Linked DNA regions of Homo sapiens: all the other regions are linked to region 2. Evidence: chromatin loops called from intact Hi-C (ENCODE). Cell type or tissue: endothelial cell of umbilical vein. All regions are shown on one strand. Links, peaks and the distances in the headings refer to the core of each region. The heading gives the core; the rest is flanking DNA.

Region 1 (11,266 bases), core at 2,859-6,858, 140 kb after region 2:
GCATGAGGACATTTAGGTCCCTGAGTTGCTCAAGCTTGTGTAACGGTAGAGAGATGCCCTGATCTTTCTCAAGGCAGTGCACTTCCCACTGGTTTGAAAGAAGAAAACTTAAGTTGTTTTGTCTATTTTACCTTTGGGTAGCACTGTCCCTAACTGTCCTATATTAACCACCTGGTGTATGATGTCTACTTTCTTTTTTGTTTGTTTGCTTGTTTTTTTGAGACGGAGTCTCACTCTGTCGCTCAGGCTGGAGTGCAGTGGCGCGATCTCAGCTCACTGCAAGCTCCGCCTCCCGGGTTCACACCATTCTCCTGCCTCAGCCTCCCAGGTAGCTGGGACTACAGGTGCCCATCACCATGCCCAGCTAATTTTTTGTATTTTTAGTAGAGATGGGGTTCCACTGTGTTAGCCAGGATGGTCTGTATGTCTACTTTCTTCTTTCTAGGTCAGTCATCCATTGTGTCAGACAGAAAACAGGGGGCCCTCACAATCCCACTCTTGGTAGTCACAGCCTTGATCCCTCACCTGATCACAGGAAGGACTTGTGACTTGCTTCTAGCCAGCTGAATGCAGCAAAGGTGACTTGAGTGTCCAGGATCACATGTACATGATTACCTTACATAAGACTGCAAATCATCTTGATAGGAGCTCCTCTCCTATAGCTGGCTTAGCCAGACATGGATTAGCTGGGTCACTGCCTCATGGTCTTAAAAGGCTGCAAGAAGGTATTAGCTGGAACTTTGGTCATCTGAGGCTCGACTGGGGAATGATGTGCTTCCAAGCTCATGTGGTTATTGGCAACGTTCAGTTCCTTGCAGGCTGTCAAACTAAAGGGCTTCAGTTTCTTGGTGGCTGTTGGAGGGAAGCTACCCTCAGTTCTTTACCAAGTGGTCTTCTTCATAGGCAGCTGGCTTCTTCAGTGGCAGCAACGAAGAGAGATTTTCTTGGTCATTCTGAATACTCAGTTGTTTTTAACTTGCTTCATCTAACCAGTGTGAATTTGCACCCTACAATTTGTTAGAATTATAAAGCTGATGGTTGTGTTCACCTTGCCAGTCTTAATATAAACTCAATTGCATAATTATGTGTTTCAGGGGAGTATGGAGTATATTGACCCCATTGTGAGTTCGAACTAATCTATTGTATAAGTAAGGAACCTGTATAGACTATTAATTCAGTAACCAACCTACTGCTTGGCTTTTTACTCGACTACAGTGACTGCCAAAATGAAAAGTTTAATTGTTGTTGGATAAATCAGTTCCATTGCCCTGCTCTCTCCCCTCGTTTCTTCCTTCCTTCCTTACAAATACTGCACACAATCAGCTAATATTTAGGTGCGCGTGCTGTCGGCGCCCATGGTAGTTCCTTTTGCCTTCAGATGGGTGCCATGAGCTGTCTCTACCACGGTCTGTTTTGTTTCCTGTGTATTTTACTTCCAGTGATGGTTTTGCTTCTTCTTTGCCTCCAAAGCTTCACAAACAACCTTAGCGCTGAGTCCAAAGGCATTTCCCAAAGGAATATACAACTAGCAGAAACAGCAAAATGAGAGTCTGTGTTTCAGAATTAGTAGGAAAACTTTTACCATAACACCAATTAGAATTTCCTTTAGTTATTATGACATCAGATTTTAGCTTCAACAAAACTGAACTAGCTCTAGATTTTATTATCGGCGAGTCTCAAGTTGTCTTTTTTGTTGTTGTTGTTACACAAAAACTCATGCTGTTTTATTTTAGGTGCATGGCAGAGTGACAGAATACCAACAGAAACCAAAGTCTAGTGCAGGGAAGGTAGTCTGGTTTAGATTTTCCAACTGAACTTTACCAAGGCTGGGCTTCTCTTGGGAGATATTGTGCACTGTTTTATTTGTGCCAAGAGTTTTCTAATTTGCAAGGTAACTTTAACATTATGTTTGCTGAGAATCAGTCTAAATAAACTACTGATGAACACAAATCAACTTCAATTAAATTAATGGAAAAGCTTTTTTTCTATCCCACTAAGTCTTCTAGCTCTTTCAAAGAGTTGGTAACTCTTATATTTTATTTTTAAGATGGAGAAGTCCTTCCTAACTTTCAACCACCTTTTCATTATTCCTGCTGTGATTTAGAGAGCCATCCTTAACCTGTGTTCTTTTGAGTGGTTATTCTAGCAGTTTTGACTTATTTTCATTAGTATGATGCAACAATTCAAGTCAAAGGAACACAGTTCATAGCCCACAATTTGGTCATTATCTAGAGCTTCTGCACTTTGGGGATAAAGATAAGCTATTATTAAAAATACCTATGGGACATACAGGCTCAGATACATAAGTGCATTCATCTCAGTTAAGCAATAATATGCAGACTCTTTTTTGCGTTTTCTTTGAGAACTTTTGCTTAGGTTTTCTCTATATTTTATATATTGAAAACTTTTTAAGGGACTTCAATTTTAAAAACCGTATTTTCCTCCACTGACAGAACCAAAATAATTGAAGAATGTCACACATTATCTTTCCTAACAAGGCCTTTGACTTTTTCCCACTATGCCTTTTGAGAGAGTCTGTCATTAATTTTAGATTAAGAATACAGAGCCTTGTTGTTCCCATAGACGTTTGAATGATTCATTTCTAGAGATGGGCAATACGGGGAGTTCTGTGACGTTGTTCTTTTTGACAAGTAAAATACTTCCCCACAAAAAATAGAAGGAATATTTCCAGAGGACAATGAAAGAAGCCTAGTAAATGTACTTGGAGTTTCTTAGAAGCATTCATTCTTCTCACATGGGAGCACGGTTTGCTCTCAAAAACATATTACCCCACTGCCAGCCATTTTCTTGCCAAAGTCAACTCATGTACTTTCTAGCTCTTTCAATACACTGCAGCTGTTATATCCTGAGCACCATGGACTTCCTTCTTCCTTTCTGCTATTACAAGGAAGTCATTCACCTCTCTTTTTCTTTTTTTCTCTATCCGTCTTTTTTTTCTCTCTCCCTCGCATTCTGTTTCTCTCTTTCTCTCTGAAGAAACATTTTCCTCCCAATCTGTACTTAGGATGTGGACACCCTTACTTTTTCCTTATCAGCTCTGGCTTGAGCTCATTGTTCAACCTATTGCTTCTATTATACGGGGGCCTAGTATGAAACCCAAGCATGGACAAGAAATGGCTGGGTTTCAAAACAATAATCAAATCACTAAACAAAAATAGGGGCTGGGGGCCGGGCGCGGTGGCTCACACCTGTAATCCCAGCACTTGGGGAGGCCGAGGCGGGTGGATCACCTGAGGTCAGGAGTTCAGGACCAGCCTGGCCAACATGGTGAAACTCCATATCTACTAAAAATACAAAAATTAGCCGGGCGTGGTGGCACATGCCTGTAATCCCAGCTACTTGGGAAGCTGAGGCAGGAGAATTGCTTGAACCTGGGAGGCGGAGGTTGCAGTGAGCCAACATCGCGCCACTGCACTCCAGCCTGGGTGACAGAGCAAGACTCTGTCTCAAACAAACAAACAAAAAAAGTGGGGGCTGGGACATTGTATTTCCATTAGAAGCTTCATTTCTTCACTGTTTACTTTGGTTTTGTTTCAGACAACTTATAATTTTTAGATATAGCTGTTAGTAAAATTTGCTTAGAATTTATCTATATGTAGGATGACTCTTCACCATGTGTGAGTGCTGTTGTCTCTCTCTTAAATACTATCCTTTTGTTTTTTCCACTGCTTTTGCCTCACATTAGGTAGCTTCTCCAAGTAATTAGGAAATTAGTATGTCTTCTTAACATTAGATCTAAAAACTCTTCTAGTCATCTAGATGGAGGTTACCAGCATAAAAAGCATATACATTATTTTCTGATTCTTACATTAAAAAAATCTACTCTTAAATTCCTTTTTGAAGAGATATTAATAAACATGCACACAAAGTAATTATGTAGATCCATGTTTCTCCTATTTAGTGAGCATCAGAATCACCTGAAGTTAATCATCTGAGCCCCAGCCCCAGAGGTTCTGATCCAGGGTTGCTGATGCTACTGGTCCTCGGACCACTTTTTTTTGTCTTTTTTTTTTTTTTAATTTTTAAAATTTTTTTAGACGGAGTCTCGCTCTGTTGCCAGACTAGAGTGCAGCGGCACAATCTCAGCCCACTGCAACCTCCGCCTCCTGGGTTCACGCCATTCTCCTGCCTCAGCCTCCCAAGTAGCTGGGATTGCAGGTGCATGCCACCATGCCCAGCTAATTTTTGTATTTTTAGTAGAGTCAGGGTTTCACCATGTTGGCCAGGATGGTCTCCATCTCTTGACCTCGTGATTCGTCCACCTCGGCCTCCCAAAATGCTGGGATTATAGGCGTGAGCCACCGCGCCTGGCCGGTCCTTGGACCACTCTTTAAGTAGCCCCTCCTATGGAGAAATTCCTTGTGCTTCTTCTCAAAGTGTTACTCACGTAAAGAGCAGCTAAAACAAACACTTACTGGGTGGCTAAAACAAACACTGTTGACAGACAGTAAGTGTAGAATGACAGAGTAAGGGAGGGAGGTGACAGATAAATAGATGACTGTTAGATAACAAATCAATACATAGACATCTAATAGAATTATATGAAGGACCTTAAGTAATAACAGTTTTAAAAATTGTCTTTAAAATTAATGTTTTGAAAGCATGGCATACACAGTATAATATTTGAAAGGGAAAAAAATATGTATGTCACAAATTAAACTGTCCCTTCATTCCAGACATACACTCCCACCTTGAAGAATCAACCATATTTAAGTGTCTATAGGATATGACAACTTATAGTAAAACTGAGACCATAGGAAATTAAAGAAAATGTTGACTATGGTGCACAGACCAAAGCTGAATTATTTGAGGCCAAATTTTTAGTTTGTTTGTTGGTATTCATTTGAAAGAAGCACACATGCACTCATATACCTAAGGCTGCTTTCTGAAATCAAATACATTTCCTGCCTTCTTCTTTCCTCAGTACTCTTACCACCAGCCTATTTATAGCCCAGGAAAGGAAAAAGCTCCACTGGAGGCAGGAAAACTAAGTTCGGAAAGAATAGGAGGAAGTCTGCCTGCCATTTAGCCAAACAACCTTTAATTCATTGAGCTCAAAGCTTAGCAGCTTCAATGTTGTTGTTAGGCATAAACAGCTTGCAAATTTCAATTTTTTTTCTCTCCTCACTTTTGAACTAGATTTGGGCAATGGAGGTGATGACAGCATTTTAGAAGACAGAACAGGAATTCTAGGTGTTTAGGCACGTTGAAGAGAAACTTGCTAGAGGTGATGAAGTGGAAAGAAAAAGACAATTCACTATAGGGATCAACATTATTGCAGTTCTGCAAAGGTAAGTGTCATTTAAAAATCTGTCTGTTGTTGCGTCTTAATGCACTTCATGAACTATGGATATTAGCCACAGACAATGGATATGATTTGAGGTCCGATCCTCATGTAACTTTTCAATATGCTTTGCTCATATCTCTGAAGAAATGTAGAAATCAACCTTGGTTATGACATCTTCAGGTTTTTACAATAAATATTTTAAAAAGTTGTTTCTTGACAATAACTTTACAAACTTTCTTCAGTTTCATTATTATCAGGGGTTTAGATAGTATAAATAATTTCATTGATGATCACCTTTAAAAATATATTTTTGATATTTGTCTGCTTGTCTGCCCTTTTCAAATTGCTGATTAATAATCCACCTATAATTTATTTGATGAATAATAGTTTAGAATACTTTTAATAAATAGGCCTTCAAGCAGAAATGGACAATTGTATAAAAGTTATATATAAAATTTAAATTTTGTATAAAATTAAGCAAAGATAACAAATTTTAATACAGGTTTTTTGTCTTGAACATTCATTTTTCAGAAAATGGAGAATCTTCTAGAACCACAAAAAACAGCACTGAATAGTTTCCAGTGATAGAAAGTGTTCATAGTAGTTATGTAGATTTAAATTATTATTTCCAAACATTCGTTCATTATGTTTTGAGTACCTTGAAAAATGTCACTGGGTTTGGAAATGGTAAGGTTGAAAGGAAATGGATTAAATCCAAGAACAGTTGATGTTGCCCACAAAAACTTGGAAAGCTACTAGGGACATTCCAAATTCTTTTAACATTCTTTGCCATTAAACAAGCACATTTGTTTAAATGATGCACCATATTTGCATCCGCTGCTGATAATAACCACATTTGTGTCTTGGAGTAACTTGATTAATGTTACCACAATGACTAACAGAGGAATACGGTTCTGGTGGATTATTGAAAAGGAAGAGCAGAAGGAAATGTGTGGCTGTTATTTCTTTTGCCCTATCCCTGTTTGAGATTGGGATGTTTAGAATCTGTCCCAAGAAGATAGCAAAGCTGGAAGCCAGAAAAGCAGAACCAGCTAGAACCGGCACAGGAGGCCAGGACTCGGCTCAGGCTCAGTGTGGATCCCACTGGCCGTCTTCTTTCCTGGGAGAATTTAAGGGTTATTTTTTACTGATTAGAAAATTATAATTCCATGGAAACTGTTAGAAAGTATAATATGTTTGAATAGAAAGATCATGATTTCTTAGCTGAACTTAAGTGGTTAAAAAAAAAAAGAGAGGGAAATGAAATTAATCTGAATAAATATGATAGATCTGAAGAAACAAACAAACAAACCCTCAGCATTTATTTTCAGGACATTCCAGTGCTGCAAAGTCAGTTCTGAGTCCACTTTAGATCTTCCACAGAGTGGACTCTAAGGTGACTTAATTAATTGCCACGCCACATGGCTCTAATTACAGCAATGTTGCTTACAGCAATTCTGATTTCTGATCATGTTGAACTCATTTCCCTTAGAGTTTCAAAACAACGTTCACATTTGACACATTCACATGTTTACATTATGAGAATGAAAATGTTTTAACTGTATGTAAGGTTTAAGAAAGATAAAATTATGAGTTAGATGTATTATTTCAAGAATATATTTTTTCACTTGTAAAAGGCTCATTGCTGGTCATTGGTTTCCAGATGACCATAGATTTATAAATGTATTCATGGGGCCAGGCGTGGTGGCTCACGCCTGTAATCCCAGCACTTTGGGAGACCGAGGCGGGTGGATCACCTGAGGTTGGGAGTTTGAGATCAGCCTAGCTAACAGGGTGAAACCCCGTCTCTACTAAATATACAAAATTAGCTGGGCGTGGTGGCACATGCCTGTAATCCTTGCTACTTGGGAGGCTGAGGCAGAAGAATCGCTTGAACCCAGGAGGTGGAGGTTGCAGTGAGCCGGGATCGCGCCACTGCCCTCCAGCCTGGGCAATGGAGTGAGACTCCATCGCCAAAAAAAAAAAAAAAAAATTGTATTCATGAAATGCCAGGTATTTAAAATACAGTTCTTAGAAATTGCTTAATAGTTCTACGGTAGTTCTACAGATTGTTTTATGTATCTACAAGTTGCTGAGAACATTTTAAGTTAGAGTTAGCTAATTTTGAAAAAAATTATCAATTTTTTAGCTTTTTAATTAATTACATAGAAATGTATTGCCTTATTTCCAGAGTAACTCCTACAATCACCATGTGTTTACAGTTTACATAATAATAGAGCCAACCCTGGCCTTCACATTTAAATACAAGTAAAATCAGGTTACTGAAGAGACCATATGAAGCAGCAAGAAATTTAGATGTCACCAAATACAATGTACAACTTGGGGGATGTGTTGAAGAGGGATGTGGGAGAAGCATGCCAAGGTCTTCTTCTTCAGACTGGAAACTACACCCACCTGCCATCTGGCCTGACGCTGGGTGGGGTAGAGGGGTATTGCACGATGATTCTTGTGTATTTACAGGCACCTTAAATTCAGACAATTGGCTTTTGGAGACTTTTCTCCTACTGTCTCATCCTGTATTACAGGTCTACAAGCAGCACCACACCATGAACACCTATTTATTAAGTTTTCTAACTTACAATATAATCTCTATCCTTGAAAAACTCAATGTTAAGTTGAAAAAAGGGAAGTATACAGGACACAAAGCATCCTGTATGTGGAGCCAAATTAATGACGTAGATAATGAGTGCCACCTAAGGAAGACCTGATCCAGACGGGCTTCATGGAGGCCTGAGGCTGAGTTGGGTCTTGGTAAGCGGGAGGAGAGCTGATGGATGAGGGAGATGAGGACATCTATGATAAGAATGGAGCTGTGAGCATGAGCAGAGACAGGAATGGCCTTCCTGCGCCCAAGGAATAGGGCTGTCAGATGAAATACAGGATGCCCAGTTCAATGTGAATTTCAGATAAACAACAAACACTTTTTTAGTCTAAGTGTGCCCTACTGCATGACTGTGTATGAGACTTAGTGCATGGGACCTACTTATACGAAAATAGTATTTGCTGTTTATCAGAAACTCACACTTAGCTGGGGGCCCTGTATTCTGATTTCCCAAATCTGGCAACTCTTCAAGGGAACTGAGAGTCAGCCAGCTTGACAGCAGCAGAGGGAATGAGCCTATGGAGCAGGAAAGAAGTGCCTGGAGGAGGCTGGGTTCAGAAGGTGGTGGGACTTTAATGGTGAACTAAGGAGTCAAGAATTTAAAGACACCTGGGGCCGATGAGAAGTTCTGAAAAGGGAAATGGCGTGCATAAGATCTGCCGGTTGGAGGCAGAACTTGCTGGGGGAGAGATCAGGGCACCGAGGCCTGGGTTCTGATGAAGACAGAGAGAAAGAAGCCCAATGGAGACACATCTGAGAACAAACTGACGCGTTTTGCAAACTAATTGGGTATGGTTATAGGAGGAGAGAATGTGTTCAAGAGGATGTTATGTTTTATGGCTCCATTCAAAGAAATGGCCAAAGAGACAGCAGCAGGTCAGGGAGTTAGTGAGAGGGATGGGGATTTTGGTTTCAAACACAGGAAATTTGAGGGAATGATGGAATAGTCAGATAGAAATAGTAAGCGAACAGCTGAGAATGGAAAACAGCTTAGGAGGGAGGTGAGAACTGGAAATAAAAACGACAACATTTATTAAGCACTTACTCGATGTCAAGCCTTTTATCTCCATTATCTCCTTCTGCCTCTGCAACCATCTATCGGCAGGTTCCATTGCCAGCCACATTTTGTAGTTGAGAAAAGTGAGGTCAGAGAGATTAAGTAACATGTCCATGATCACATCATTAATGAGAGGCAGATGGAAAATGGAACCACCATGTGTAGGGGCCAAAGCCCTCACAACTGAGACTCATATACAGAATGTTGAGCCTCTGGCTCTAGATTCACTTTCTCCATCTGCAAAGAGCTAAGGGCGCCAGTTGCTCATGCTAGAACCCAGTTTTTAGCCAGGTTCCAGGTCTTCTATTGTTCGTAACTTTGATGGCCCTCGTAGAATTCTCCATCTTTTGGTTACTCTCTCTGAGAAAATGGAAATCATTTATACCCAGAGGTTTTCCTTATTTATTAACCTCCAGAATCGTTTTTCCCCTTAGTGGCTCATTTTAAATTTTCCCTTGGTCATCTGGTGAAATAAAGATTATGATGAAGAATCTATAATCTCATATAGTTACTTTTTTTGTATGACATGTGTGGCTAAAACATACTTATTTTACAAAAATCCCGAATACAATACAATTTTATTAAATTTCATCTTGAGGTTGGACATTAGATCTCCAAACTTGTTTTTTTTTCTTTCTTCTTCAAGACAAGGTCCCCCTCTATCACCCAGGCTGGAATGCAGTGGCACAAGCTCGGCTTGCTGCAGCCTCCACCTCCAGGGCTCAAGTGATCCTTGTGCCTCGGCCTCCCAAATAGCTAGGACTGCAGGAACACGCCACTGCACCCACTAATTTTTGTATTTTTTAGTAGAAACAGGGTTTCACCATGTTGCCAAGTTGGTCTTGAACTCCTGACCTCAAATGATCCTCCTGCCTCGGCCTCCTGAAGTGCTGCGATTACAGGCGTGAGCCACGGCACCCAGCCTCCAAACTTGTTCTTTAGTGTCTGCTATTTTGTATCCTTTGACCTATATGTCCCCATTTCCCTTTCCCCCCTCCTCCCACCCTTAGTGGCCACTGTTTCATTCTGTATCTCTGTGTTTTAGGGTTTAAAAAATATTCCACATATAAATTAGATCGTGCAATTTTTAGAAAAAGGTTATGCTGAAGAGAAAAGACCAAGGGTGTCAACCTCCTCTCCTTGTCCCTGGCTGCTCTCTAGTGGCAATACCAGAAAACAACGCTCAGCCCAGAGACAGCAGAGCCAGGCACTAGAAGCAAGCTCTTTAGGAATCTCTAAATAGCAAATTCAAGAAGGCTAGTTGTGCTAGGAAATTCTGGAAGAAGACTCCATGGAATTACATACACCCTTACAGCTTGTTGGCCTGAAAGGCATTTTGAATAGAACAGTTTTAGATTTATCTTAAACTTTCTAATCATTAAAAATACTTCACCTGTTTACCATTTTAGGCAGGCACATATGTTTGGCTACTAAACTTTCAATGCACATACGTGCCTTTTTATTAAGATTTCCTAGATCTTTGATTCTAAATATTTACTTCAAAATACACAATATATTTTTTAGTAAAAAGCAAAAAGTCTATCTTTTAGGGATCTATTCTTAAAAACATCATAAATTGAGACAATAATGCGTGTGTAAAAGACTATTCATAACAGATACATTTTGTAACTAACCTAAATATACAGGGAATTGTTAAATAACATTCCACAATATGAAATTTTATACAGACATTAAATTACATTATAATATTTAATGACATTGGAAACTATTCATAGTAAATGTTAAGTGAACATTTACACTTACATTCAGTGAATGTAAGAAGTCTACAAAATTATGTATATAGTGTGACCCCATTTGCTTAAAAAATATATATGTACATATGAAAAAAGAAGTAAGAGCTAAAAAGTCATACACCAACTGTTAACAATAGAAATTTCTTAGCCTGGCCAATATGGTGAAACTCCATCTCTACTAAAAATACAAAACTTAGCCAGGCGTGATGGCATGCGCCTGTAGTCCCAGCTACTCAGGAGGCTAAGCCAGGAGAATTGCTTGAACCCAAGAGGCGGAGGTTGCAGTGAGCCAAGATCGCGCCGCTGCACTCCAGCCTGGGTGACAGAGCGAGACTACGTCTCGAAAAAAAATTTCTGGTTGGTGGGATAATGGTGATTTTGATTTTCTACTTTGTCTCCAGGATAAATAAGCATGTACTACTTTTATAATCAGGAACAAAACCCAGTATGTTTTCAAAATGTACAGAGCTAAGTCTCTGTTCTGATTTCTTGCTGTCATGGCTGACAATATGTTCATGCTAATT
Region 2 (4,000 bases), core at 1-4,000:
AGCTCTACCATGAAAACCAGAGGCATAATCATCTCCCTCTGCTTCAGGGAAAAGGCAACCATGGGGTGGATGGTGGGGTGGGTAGGCACCACCTGCTTCCTTCATAACCCATTTTGTGTTGCTGTAACGGAACACCTTGAGACTAGGTCATTTATGAAGAAGAGAGGTTTATTGATTTAGCTCATGGTTCTGGAGACTGGCAAATTCAAGATCAGATGGCCACTTCTGGTGAGAGCCTTGTGCTGCGTCTTAATATGCTGGAGAAGTGGCAGGTGAAGCAAGTGCATGCAAAGAGAGCAAAACACAGAGGCAACCTCACTTTATAACAATCCACTCTCTTGGGAACAATTTCATTCCCACGAGAACTAACCCAGTCTCGAGAGAAAGACATTCATCTATCTTAATGAACTAATCACCTCTTAAAAGCACGACTTCCCTATGCTGCCACCTTGACAACCAAGCCTCAACATGAGTTTTAGCAGGGACAAACCATTTTCAAAGCATAGCACTTCTTATGGCATTGATGGGAGATCTTCCCAAGGGTTGGAAGCTAGAACTGTGGGGGCCAAGCCTTCTGCTATCATTACCACCCAGGGCCCCACAAGTTTGTGTCCTTGACTAAACTGAAGAACACTGAAAGTCATGGAAGGTTTTTAAAGTAGAGGAGCCAACACCATTTATCAGATTTGTATTTTAGAAAAAAGTTTATTCTGTCTGCAAGCTGGATAATGGATTAGAGAAGCCAAGTCTTAGACAAACAAATTAAAAGACTGTGGCAGTAACTCGGGTGAGAAAGAATGAAAGTAGGTGATTTGAGAGATATTTGAAGGGCAGATTGGTATGCCTGGGCAATAACAATGTGAGGAAAGAGGGAGAGTAAAAATAAGGACTCAGGTTTCTGACTTGGGCATTTGAGTAGATAATGGTACTAGATATTGGTGTGAAAAATAACATAAAGAAAAGACAGAGGAGGGGTCAGTTTTGGCCATAAAGACTCAGAGGTACCTGGGGGACATCAAGGAGATGTCCAGTAGACTTACCAGCTGGATGCATGCTTCTACAGTTTAGGAGAGAAATCTGGGCCAACGATATAATGCTGAATTAATTTTACACCATTTGCATCCACCAAGTGTTTTTACGTGTGGTTCCTCTCTGGAGACCTTCCTTCTTTGTAGAGATTCTTTAGTGATATTTTACTGTCTTGCTATTTTCTCAGGAGCATAGTCTCATTAAGGCAATGTACTTTCAGTTCAAACTGTTCTATCTACGGTGATTGGCTTGACAGAATTCTGGTTCCATGCAATTATGTCTATAATAAGTAAAGAAAGAATAAACACATCAGGCTACCCTAGATATTTCAAGGCATTCTGCTTCATCATTAATCATGAGTAGCCTAGAAAAATAGAAGTTTTATAAGTATCTCCTAAATGGTAATCTGCAGTGTCTGTTAATTTACTTTACCTAGAGAAAGTATGGTCTTAGAAATTGATTTTGCTGTTATATTCTACAGCCTTATAAATCACTTTCCCTGGTGCATGAATAATTAAAGAGAGCAATCCATACATTTCTGAGCTTGTTAACATTTTTGAAACAAAACCAGATACTAAACATGACATTTTCCTGTTGCTGTCTGGAATTTCTATGCCTGGTGTCTAGGCTCATTCCCATTATTTACTTTGGCTCCAATGCTTGGCTTCTTCTTTCAAGTTGTTTGCCTTCAGTGTTTACAGAAGTGGATTCCCACAACCAAGGAAAGGGTGGTTAATGAGTCAGTCTGGAAGTGCTATTTTTGTTATCGTGGACTAGAGTCAGCTCACCATAATTAGTGATATTTTGTGAAAGCAACGCAGAGCACCTAGGCAGTGCCATTTCCTTGGCTCTTCTCAGTATGTGCAGGGAACACACCCGTGTGCACACTCACAGATACGTGTTTGCCACATTTTAGTACAACTCCGTTTCTGCATTCCACTGTAAGAAAGAATACAGTCTTAATACAGTGCAAATGCATGCAATCTAGACTCTGGGTTTGTATTGTCAGTGTGCTTGTGACTGCCTTAAGAGGGTAGAAAGCTTTGCTGCTTTCGTGGTGTAGTGAGCATTGAAAAGTGAAACAGATGCTGTCACGTGTCTTTTCCTCCTTGTTTGCCTGGCTTAGGCTTAAGATGCTTTGATTATGTTATAGACCCCTATAAGATTAAGCCTAATTGTGTTATTGTATGTGTAGTTTTAGCATTTTGTGATTTAAGTTTTTCCTCTTTAAGTTCTTGCTTATTGATACCTCACTAGTGTCTGTCACTGTGACATACGGTGGACCTACCCAGGGCCATTCAAATGGAGCACAGAACTTACATGTTTATTTATTTTTGAAAAATAGTAATATGTAGTAGGGACTTAATATTTTTTAATGAAGTAGATTTTAGATGATTATTTTCAATATAAATGCTGTGTTAGCAAATAATAAAAACAAACATCAATTCATACATTCTCTCTTTCTTTAACTGTTTCTATCACTAGATTTAACTTTGCCTGTGACAGAAACTTACAGTCAGGTTAAAAGGATAGGCTTGGGTTCACATCTCAGAACCACCATTTTCTATGTGGCGTTGGGCTGGTTATTGAACTTCTCTAAGCTTCAGTTCCTTCCTCCATAAAATGGTTGGCCCATAAGGATTTTGTTCGGATTAAATGAGATGATGTATGTAAAGCTTTTAATGCCCACATGTAGCAAGTGCTTGATAAAGATTAGGTGCTATTATTATTATCTACCTCTTCAGCGTGTGCCCTACCTTCAAACTGCCCAGTAGGCTTGTGTTTGTCCCTTAGATTACTTGGTTTTTATCATATGGATTCACTGCCATTTTAGAGCTTTTTATTGGACTCTTTTTCACCTTTCTGTTAAAACTTCTCTGTGATTTCTCTGGGTCATGAGTCATATCTTTTGCTTTTGTGAACTCTCCCATCCTATTGAATTCATCAATTTCCAAAATAGACCTCAACCCATCTTTGGTTCTTTGGAAAATGCTTTCTTGTAGAGATGTTGCACTAAATCTCCCGTCTCTTCCTTCCTCCCCCCTACAACAAGCCATCTTTACTTCTTGAATTTATTCACAGAGCATATTTGGTTCCGAGTTACTTTCAGAAGGTAAGTTAAAGTATAGAACCGTCATCCATTTAGCTCACGACAAGCTGCTTTTTCTCCTTTGGGCTAATTTGAAAGTTTATCTTTAAGAATCTGCCTGGTCTTCTGAAGGTCTACTGTTTCCATTTCTAACCAAATTTAACTTTATCCATGTTTTCTTTTTCTTCTTTTTTTGTTCTTTCCATTACGCAACATTCTTCAAGATGTGGACGAGTGCCTGGAACCAAACGTCTGCGCAAATGGTGATTGTTCCAACCTTGAAGGCTCCTACATGTGTTCATGCCACAAAGGCTATACCCGGACTCCGGACCACAAGCACTGTAGAGGTAAATACTGTGATCAAGTTTCCCATTTTTATTTAAACTTCATTTAAATATAGATTAGAGCAATTAGCCTTAGAAAAGGGAACCCTGCTACCTGTGTTTATTTTGACCGAGCGACTTAGAGCACATATTGGTTGGCTTGGCTGAAAGTGGCTCCTTGCTGTGGTTAAATACAGAGCATATCTATTTACATAAAGGGAAACGATGTATTTTTAGAGAGTGTCTGTGAGCCACAGATCGGTTCATCTAAATTTTTTTTTCTCATTATAAAAGCAATACACACAGTTGCACAACTCTGTGAATATATTAAAAACCATTGAATTGTACATTTTAAATGGAATTGTATAGCATGGGAATTATTTCTGAATAAAATTGATATGAAAGTAACCAATATACACTCATTTTAGAAAATTTAGCAAATAGAGAAAAAAGAAAAGTAACAATCTTACATAATGTCATTAATGAATATTCATATTTCGTGGATATTGTATATAAAGATGTTCTATGTATAATTTTATATCTTGCTTTTTGCCATTTA
Region 3 (4,000 bases), core at 1-4,000, 53 kb before region 2:
TGATGAAGAAAGCCCATGATGGATTCATGTTACTGTGAATATTTCAAGGAGAAGTTAATGTAATATCTGTAGACTACAGTCATGAATCCAAGACCAACAGAGTAAGTGTGTGTTGCTAGCAGCGTCGTCCATGTGTAGCACACATGTGTCAAGAAATAAATACAAGCTGTTCTCTGGGCTCTGATAATTCCTTTATCATGTTACCCCGAAGACAGAAGAATTGGAAGGAAAGGAGTTGCTGCCACAGTGGTTTGACTTTTTTCAGTGAGTCCAGTGATTGAATCCATCCTATGGTGGATGGTCATTTTATAATCATGGGACAGTTACAGGGTGGTGGGTAGGCTTTTAATGGCAGTGGGGCCTAGATAGAAGCAAATATAATCACGAAGAGACTCATACAATAGTCTTTGAAGCTGGCCCCAGAGAGCAGCATTTCACAAAAATGTTTCCACAGATGACCAGTTCAGAAGGATGTTAATAGATTGTGTGTTAAAAAGGGTCCCACAGCCAAATGTGCAGAAAAACCAAGTTAAACACAGAAAAACAAGAGATTTTGCCAAAGGACTCTTCGGGTTTTAAATATGCTTATGTATATAGAATAGGCAGTGTTTCTCAAACATATTTGGCTGCAGAACCCCTCTTTTAGCAGAGGTCTCACAAAGTCTGTGTTTTGTGTAAAATACCTTGGGTAAAATTGCTCTAGAACATTGGTTTTCAAATATTTTTTTCTTAATCTCCTAGAATAATTTTGAAAAAGTTATGTGTTCACATATCTTTAAGCTGACATCTACATTTTCATTAAAAAGTCAAGTGGATACAATAGGTTAATTTCTGGCACATTTATATTGTATGTGTGCATTAAATAATTTCATCAAAACTTTGGAGCTGCAGAATTGGTTCATGCCATTGATAAACAGTCTCTGCCATTTAACCTAATTGGTAAAGCCAGATCTTCTTATGAAAGAAATCGGACTCATTACTTTTTCTGTGACTCTATCCTGGGGTTGATATATTTGTGAATTGTTCATTTATTCTGTGCCTGTGAGAATTTTACCTTTCAAGACAGTGTTCTTAGAAAGGCCTAGAAAGATTCTGGATTGACAAGAGGTATGCCTTGACTTGGTCAAGAGCAAGAAGGCCCTGAGGAAAGGGGAAGATAGGAAAGGAAGATTGGCAAATATATTCTTAGGCAGATGACTTCAAAAAGAAACATCTGAAGGCTGAAGATCTATAGATTAGTTCCCTTAAAAGTGTCTAAGCCTGTGTGTACCCTATAGAATATCTTCATGTTCCTTCGTGGTATGTCTACCCAGTGCAAAGTTGTTCTTTGGAAGTTTAAGAAATATATATATTGTCTAAGTGATCCTTATTAAATAACTTAATAGTCTGTCTGGGAAAAGTATTTGTATTAAGAGGTATTTTTCTGCTTTCAAGTGGAAGGCATACTGCTAATGGAATTCTGTCATGGAATTTATATTTACTAGCAAAAGCTGAACACACACAGATGAATCTCCAGAAAGCTTCATATTTTCACACAGTAGAAAGATGCTCATGTCCTGTTCTTACCTTGTCCTGACTCCTGTTGGACATGCCTCATTTCCTGTATAAACTTGCGTCACTAAGAAGACAGTAAATTCTTACTCACTTTGTTAAACATACATACTTTCCTGTAGGAGAAGAGATGCATAAAAATATATTTATTTCCCAGAAGGGCACTTGTGCTGTTCGTAATATATTATGCACCAAATGTCATACTTTCTTTATTCCCTGGCATTTTCAGCCCTGGCAACTGGCAGATTGTTTTGAAGTCAGAGAATATTTAAACTACAAGTAACCTTGGGGATAATATAGTTCAGCCCCTCTGTGTTACAGGAGAGGACACTGAGATCAAGAGAAACTCAGAGACTTGCTCTGGGTAACATAACATTTTGTCCTAGTTGGACCAAAAGCTAGATCTTAGTGGAATATTCCTCCTATTATTTTCCCCCATCCTCTCCATCCTTTTTAGAAATATGGCCTTGGACGAAATTATCTCTGTAAAATGGAATAATTATTCTTGTACTGCTCACCATCCAGAATTGTTGTGAAGTTCCAGTGAGATACGGTGTGCTATAGAAATGTAAAGAATCCTGATGAGGTAGAAGGAAGATGAAGGTCCTCACTTCATCGTCACCTTATCGCATCATTCCCATGTACTGAAATACTTAGGCTGTTTTATGTTGGGTTGTTCATAGGGAGTCTCTTGTTATGCATGTATACCTGATTACTTTATATTCTTCTACTACCTGGTTAATAAAAGCCCAGCCCTCTTATTTCTGTTGTATTAGTTTGAACCATAGGACATTGCCAATATTTGACCATTTTAGAAGAAGAGCAGTTTTAGAAGAAAAGCAGTTTTGTGTTCCTGAACTTCATCTGTGAGCTGAAGTATGTGGTAGGCTATACAGGCAGAGATACCTGTAAATGTTTTAAATAAGTGGAAAAGTATGTAAAGCTCCTTCATGTTAGCTGTAGTAGCTTCATGGATTTTGCCTACTCCAGAGGAGCACATGGGTCCGTATGAATTTCTTTCCTAGTTTCTGTTTCTGTAAACTTCTAGACTGCCTGCCTGAACACAAAAGCTCAGATGGGGATAGGGAATGGTGACTGGCTGTATGTGGGTGCTGAGCCCCTTCAGCCATTTATTTTGGCCTTCATTCTTTAACTCAGGAAGTTGTTCTGTATGCAGTGGTTATACCACTTCTTCAAAGGACAGACTTCCACAGTTTTCCAGAGAAATTTGTCATCTATAGAGGGAGAACAAGGAATAAATTCATGTATTTTTCAAACTAAATATTAAAATACTTTTGATTTAGTTAGAATCTGTTGAGGAAGGTTTGTTGACGCTTTAAAATATGAGACTTGGCCGGATGCAGTGGCTCACACACTTTGGGAGGCTGAGCACTTTGGGAGGCCGAGGTGGGCGGATCACTTGAGGTCAGGAGTTCAAGACCAGCCTGGCCAACATGGTGAAACCCTGTCTCTACTAAAAATACAAAAAAAAAAAAAAAATTAGCTGGGCATGGTGGCATGTGCCTGTAATCCCAACTACTCAGGAGGCTGAGGCAGGAGAATCGCTTGAACCTGGGAGGCGAAGGTTGCAGCGACCTGAGATTGTGCCGCTGTACTCCAACCTGTGTGACAGAGTAAGACTCCATCTTAAATAAATAAATAAATAAATAAATAAATAAATAAAAATATGAGACTCCTGAAACACTATATTGTTATTTGAATTTATTCCTTCACAAATAAGCTATTTATAAAATGACAAATATTGTAATCAGGTTTTATTTGATTAAAGAAAGAAGATAGCTTTAGGCAATGAAGTCCAAATAGAATTCTGGTTTACCATTCACCCGTCACGTTCCATACAGTTGTTAAGTCTGAATAGAATTACGGTTTACCATTCACCCATCATGTTCCATACAGTTGTTAAGTCTAAATAGAATTATGGTTTACCATTCACCCATCACGTTCCATACAGTTTTTAAGTATAAATAGAATTCTGCTTTACCATTCACCCATCACATTCCATACAGTTGTTAAGTCTAAATAGAATTCTGGTTTACCATTCACCTATCACGTTCCAAACAGTTGTTAAACTTTGGCCTGATGATGTCATCACTTGGAATGTTCTTCTCTCATCCAGATACAATGCGTTCAGTTCAACCAATGCTTTGTTCTTAACGTGTTTGTGAGTCTCTGACATCCTTTACTTTAATTTAGAAAGCTTGTGACTACCTGTCTAGGAAAAATCACTTAGGCAGTTGCTCCTGTTTCTTAATAATTAGAAATGTCTTATTAATTTATTAATTTCTGAAGTCCTATGTTAAAATTATGGGGATAAGTTGTTTGTTGGCTGGGAAGGGGCACAAAGAACCTTCTCAGGTGATGGAAACATTCTTTTTTTTTTTTTTTTTTTTTTTGAGACGGAGTCTTGCTCTGTCGCCCAGGCTGGAGT

Evidence for each region. Hi-C counts contacts between places; a loop is a spot of excess contacts. Peaks named below come from ENCODE experiments on the same cell type or tissue, not always from the same donor. Only the 100,000 strongest peaks of a DNase experiment are listed, where the experiment ranks them.
Region 1: it touches region 2 in a loop (2.5-fold over the local background); 4 of 110 quality-filtered maps call a loop at or near these places.
Region 3: it touches region 2 in a loop (6-fold over the local background); 1 of 110 quality-filtered maps calls a loop at or near these places.

What each region holds. Positions count from the first base shown.
Region 1 is chr2:33,431,280-33,442,545 of GRCh38, forward strand. It overlaps a transcript of RASGRP3 not described here. Among named protein-coding and RNA genes, the nearest start is that of MIR4430, 18 kb to the left of the region's middle. In endothelial cell of umbilical vein, for the core only: no CTCF peak of the experiment used is centred there; a DNase peak (open chromatin) is centred at 5,002; H3K27ac peaks cover 1,995 bases.
Region 2 is chr2:33,289,818-33,293,817 of GRCh38, forward strand. LTBP1 (latent transforming growth factor beta binding protein 1) reads left to right here. Exons shown (of 34, transcript NM_206943.4): 20 at 3,343-3,465. Among named protein-coding and RNA genes, the nearest start is that of MIR4430, 130 kb to the right of the region's middle. In endothelial cell of umbilical vein, for the core only: no CTCF peak of the experiment used is centred there; DNase peaks (open chromatin) are centred at 354 and 1,634; H3K4me3 peaks cover 463 bases; H3K27ac peaks cover 3,563 bases.
Region 3 is chr2:33,236,704-33,240,703 of GRCh38, forward strand. The region is part of intron 9 of LTBP1 (latent transforming growth factor beta binding protein 1); the gene reads left to right. Among named protein-coding and RNA genes, the nearest start is that of MIR4430, 180 kb to the right of the region's middle. In endothelial cell of umbilical vein, for the core only: no CTCF peak of the experiment used is centred there; DNase peaks (open chromatin) are centred at 1,638 and 3,658; H3K27ac peaks cover 3,765 bases.